Regions from separate parts of the Mus musculus genome. Here region 1 is linked to region 2. The links are chromatin loops, found by intact Hi-C in ENCODE. Cell type or tissue: left cerebral cortex. All regions are shown on one strand.

The links. Peaks named below come from ENCODE experiments on the same cell type or tissue, not always from the same donor. Only the 100,000 strongest peaks of a DNase experiment are listed, where the experiment ranks them.
Region 1: it touches region 2 in a loop (5-fold over the local background); 11 of 42 quality-filtered maps call a loop at or near these places.

Annotation. Positions count from the first base shown.
Region 1 is chr10:80,372,801-80,375,300 of GRCm38, forward strand. No RefSeq gene overlaps it. Among named protein-coding and RNA genes, the nearest start is that of Mex3d, 14 kb to the right of the region's middle. In left cerebral cortex, a CTCF peak has its summit at 1,509 (motif pointing left); DNase peaks (open chromatin) are centred at 97 and 1,497; H3K27ac peaks cover 475 bases.
Region 2 is chr10:80,174,459-80,176,958 of GRCm38, forward strand. Fam174c (family with sequence similarity 174, member C) reads left to right here. Exons shown (of 3, transcript NM_027207.2): 3 at 359-661. The coding sequence ends at 359. Among named protein-coding and RNA genes, the nearest start is that of Fam174c, 2.8 kb to the left of the region's middle. In left cerebral cortex, CTCF peaks have their summits at 453 and 1,213 (motif pointing right); DNase peaks (open chromatin) are centred at 496 and 1,266; H3K27ac peaks cover 398 bases.

The DNA.
Region 1 (2,500 bases), 200 kb after region 2:
GCCTTTGCATCTCCAACACCCACATAACCAGCCTGGATCTCCATCCCAGTGTGGGGAGGAGACAGGGAGCTCTGGGATTTGCTGCCTCCAGCCCAGCTGTAGATTCAGGGAGAGGCCCCGACACAGGCAGGGATGTGCAGAGTGGTGGGTAGTGCCTGATCTCCTCTCCTGGCTCCTCTTCAGGCCTCGCAGATGGAGAAACCTCCAGGCAGTCTTGTGATCACTGGGGAAACATGAAGAGCACAGCTTCCAGATGGCTCAGCGGTTAAGAGCACTGACTGCTCTTCCTAGAGTTCCTGAGTTCAATTCCCAGCAACCACATGGTGGCTCACATTGGAATCTGATGCCCTGTTCTGGTGTGTCCGAAGACACAGACCGACAGTGTATTCATATAAAAGAAATAAATATCTTGCCAGGCAGTGGTGGCACATGCCTTTAACCCCAGCACTTGGGAGGCAGAGGCAGGAGGATTTCTGAGTTTGAGGCCAGCCTGGTCTACAGAGTGAGTTCCAGGACAGCCTGGGCTACACAGAGAAACCCTGTCTTGAAACAAAACAAATAAACAAACAAACAAGAAAGAAATGTCTTTTTAAAAGAGCATGCCATCCTTTCTAGAAGACCCAGGTTCAGTTCCTAGCACGTGGAGGCTCACAACCATCTGTGACTCCAAGGGATTCACCACCCCCTTCTGGACATCATGGCCCAGAGCATACAGGAAAACACTCATACAAATCTTTAAAACCAGGACCTAGACAGTGCTGGCGCATGCCTTTAATCCCAGAAGGCAGAGGCAACAAAGTTCCAGGACAGCCAGGGCTACACAGAAACCCTGTTTCAAAAACAAACAGGAACCGGGCATGGTGGTGCATGCCTTTAATTCCAGCACTTGGGAGGCAGAGGCAGGTGGATCTCTGAGTTCGAGGCCAGCCTGGTCTACAGAGTGAGTTCCAGGACAGCCAGGGCTACACAGAGAAACCCTGTCTCGAAAAAGAAAAAAAAGGAAAGAAAAAACAAAAAAAAAAAAAAGGAAGGAAGGAAAGAGGGAGGGAGGAAGGAAAGAAAAGGAAGTGACAAAAATCTTCTGTAAGTCCAGGGATCCAGCTGGGTGGTTCTGCCCTTCCAAGAACACTTTGGGGACATTTGGGCTGTCAGGACTCAGGGGGTTCCCACATGGAGTGAGTAGAGGCCAGGGTCAGCGCTTAGCACTCTGTAGGGCCCAGGATATCGAAGACAACAACCTGCAATAGTGTCCCCTAGCTCAGGAGGACAAAACTCTGCATTGAAAAAGAAGAAAGAAAGAAAGAAAGAAAGAAAGAAAGAAAGAAAGAAAGAAAGAAAGAAAGAAAGAAAGAAAGAAGGAAAGAAAGAAGGAAAGAAAGAAAAGCAAAGGCGCAGAGGGTGAAGAAGCGCCCTGCTAAGCCACCCCCACAACCTGCACGGACTAGGTAGCGGACTAGGGTAGCTCCCAACTGGCGGTCACTCTGGTTCCAGGGGCTCTGTCGCCATCTTCTGGCTTCTGTAGGAAGTGTATCACACAGATCATACACATACTGAAAAGCACTCAGGCATGTAAAAACTCAGAAATTTGCCTGCCTCTGCCTCCCAACTGCTGGGATTAAAGGTGACTTTGTGGCATGAGGGGAGATTTTTTTTCTTTTTTTTTTTTCTTTTTTTTTGATTTTTTGAGACAGGGTTTCTCTGTGTGGCCCTAGCTGTCCTGGAACTCACTCTATAGACCAGGCCGGCCTTCTTCTTTTTTTAAAAATTTTGTTTATTTTATGTATATAAATACACTGTAGCTTTCTTCAGACACACCAGAAGAGGGAATCAGATCTCATTACAGATGGTTGTGAGTCACCATTTGGTTGCTGGGAACTGAACTCAGGACCTCTGGAAGACCAGTGGGTGCTCTTAACCACTGAGCCATCTCTGCAGCTCTGAGATTTTTTTTTTTTTGAGACAGGGTTTCTCTGTGTAGCCCTGGCTGTCCTGGAACTCACTTTGTAGACCAGGTTGTCCTCAAACTCAGAGATCCACCTGCCTCTGCCTCCCAAGTGCTGGGATTAAAGATTTTTTTTTTAATGGCAGTTTTACAAATGTCTGGCGGTTGAGGGGGAGAGAGGGTGAATTAGAAGCCACAGTTTCCCCCTCTGTACAGTGAAGTCACTGATACCTCTAAGTAGTAGATGACCTTGAACCTCCAACCCTCTGACTTCCATCTCTCCAGTGCAGGGATCACAAGCGTGTGCCACCACACAGGGCTTCGGAGGTTCTGGGAATGGAACTCATGGTTTTGTGCTGGGTAAGCTCTGCAGTTGCTGCCCTGGCCCTGTTGGTGAGCATTGTCATTGATGTGGGCTAACATGCATGTCGGTCAGAGGGTAGGGAGCAGGACCCAGTTCTCTCCCATCACGTGGGTTCTGGGAACCTAACTCGGGTGCCCCTGAGCCATTGTGATGAATCAGTTTTCTTTGTTTGCTTTTTGAGACCAAGTTTTTCT
Region 2 (2,500 bases):
TTTTGGAAGCTCTAATGGAAACAGATGTTGGAGGAAAGTGCCACACAGGGAATGTGGTACCACAGAGGGTAGAGCAGAACTGCAATGAGAACAAAGGTGGCTTCCTCAGGGTTCTGAGCAGAGTTGAGTGTCCTGTCCTGGTGATGGCTGCTATAGAGCCAAGACCACAATAGGCACTAGATCTGGCTTTCCAAGGGCCCTGGACACCAACTTTATCATCTTCTGTGGTCTCTTCTCCCTACCCTGGTGGACCTGCAAGGGACATCACCTTCTACAGGCTGGGCTGGGCTGGGTTGGAAGGAGGCCCAACCAGTCCCATCCTTCAATACCATATCTTGTCCTGTTCCTTCCCTTGCAGATGTTGAGATGGAGATGACAGGCTGCAAGGACAAGAGAAAACATGTAGTTCTGTGAGCTCTGATGTCAACCTTCCTGGACAGAGCCTGCACAGGCCCTAGGGGGCAGCATAGAGACCTCATTGAGACTAGCCCACAGACTGGAGGGCCCCAAGGCCAGGCTGATGTGGGCTGCTCCGTCAGCCTGCCTCCTGTAAGGGACAAGAGCATCCTCTGATAAGGTGTGATGGAGCAGGGGGCCTGAGGATCTCTGTGCGCCTTCCTGCTGCTTTGGCAACAATAAATGAAGAGTGGCTTTGTAGCTTATCTGAGACCTCCCCCTTGATGCCACACTCAGGTGTCCTGGTGAAGTGAATGAGGGTGTCATGCCTGGCTGCCCTGCCTAGGACAGGGCTCTCCTGTTCATGTCACTGTCCCTAGAGACTATTCTTTTTCTTTTTCTTTTTTTATAGTATAGAATAGAGTTTATTCGGGGCATGGGGAGGGGAGTTAAGAGGGTAGCAGAGGCAGAGAAAGGCAGAGAGAAGGAGAGAGTAGAGAAATGGGGCCTGGTCATGGCCATGTAGAGAGGGGGGGGAAGGGAATTAGGAGTAAGGGGGCAAGAGGCAAAAGAGAGGCAAGAGGGTAAGAGGGTAAGAGCGAGAGAGACTATTCCAAGGCTCCAGTTATGACACTCTGGCTCAGTGTATAGTCACTTACTGCAGTTTCTCAGGATCCTATGGGCTACAGCTCAGAATTAGCCAGTCACCTGCCTCTCTGGTGCTTAAATTTAGGGAAGAGGGATAGGGATGCTAAGTCACTTGCAGTTTGAGGTCTTAACCTCAGTTTTCCTCAGTGTTGAGTCCACACTGCTTGGTCATAACAACTAATTGCCACCAGGTGGCAGCCACATACCACCTAGCCTGCCTCCCAGCTCCCCCACCCCCGCCCCCGCCCCCAGTTACTCTGGGACCAGGTCTCCTCTATTGGTCCTCTTTCAGAACCCTCATAGTCGGAACTCCTTGTCCAGCTCCTGCCCTATAGGTGTCCAGACTTCTTCCACTTCCATACCCACTGATACTCCCACTGGTCTGAGCTGGGTCCCTGAGGCTGGCTGAGCCTACTTACTATGAGTGTTGGTGTCAGGCTGGGTGTGATGGAGAGCCAAGCCATAGCCCACCCTGTATGTCTCTATCTGCCCCCTTCAGTGGCTGGGTCTCTCCTCAGCCTGGGGTGCTCCCCGCAGGAAACCTCTGTTCTGCTTTCCCAACTTGTACCCAGGGGAATCCAGAGCTCCTGAGTCACAGGTCTGGGGTTCCTGTGCCCTGTTGGTCATTCCCCATCTTTGTGTTATGACTGCTGATATGGGCCTGGTTCTAGTCCCTGGAGCTGTGCCCCAGGCTCCTCAGCTCAGCCATTGCTGGAGCTTCAAAAGAGAGGGTGATTAGTCTAATGAGATCAGGAGAGACCCCAGCCCCCACCCCTGCTTCTGCTCCCAGGGAGGGTGGCCCCACCACCATCCGCAGTCACTGAACCCCAGCATTAGCAGGGGTAATTGGCAGTTCCATCAAGGTTAATGCACTATTAGCCAGTGCTCTTGCACAGCTGAAAGCTGGGAGAAGGGCCTGTCAGGCAAGATGGAAGGCCTTGGGCCCTGGCCAGCCTGTGAGTGCCCAAGGAGTGAGTGTGTGCCCCTGGGGTGAGGAGTGTGAGTGTGTGCACCTGGGGTGGCTCTCAGCACACACACAGCAGGGCCAGGGGCTTGAACTCAGAATGCTGTTGCCACCTGTACCCATCCTGAATCTGAGCCTTGGACTGGCAGAAAGGCTCAGCAGGTGAAGCCACATGCTGCCAAGCCGGAGTTTGATCCCTGGACCCACGTGGTTGAAGGAGAGAACAAACTCCTGTAAATTGCCTTCAGAGTGCCACACCACAATACAGGAAAAAAATAAACTGTCCCCCGAAGCATCATCCCCCCAATATGGGCAAACCAAGCCTCTTGGTGCTCCCCTCGCCCCCAAAGAGCTAGCTGTCAGCTGCTCCATTGGGGACATGGGGGCAAGTGCATGTCACAGACCAGTCACATCTTCTTTGGAAGTCAAGAGTTGACAGCTGCGACCCTACATGGATGGAGTTCCACAAAGGGAAGGCAGGCCAGGGTACTC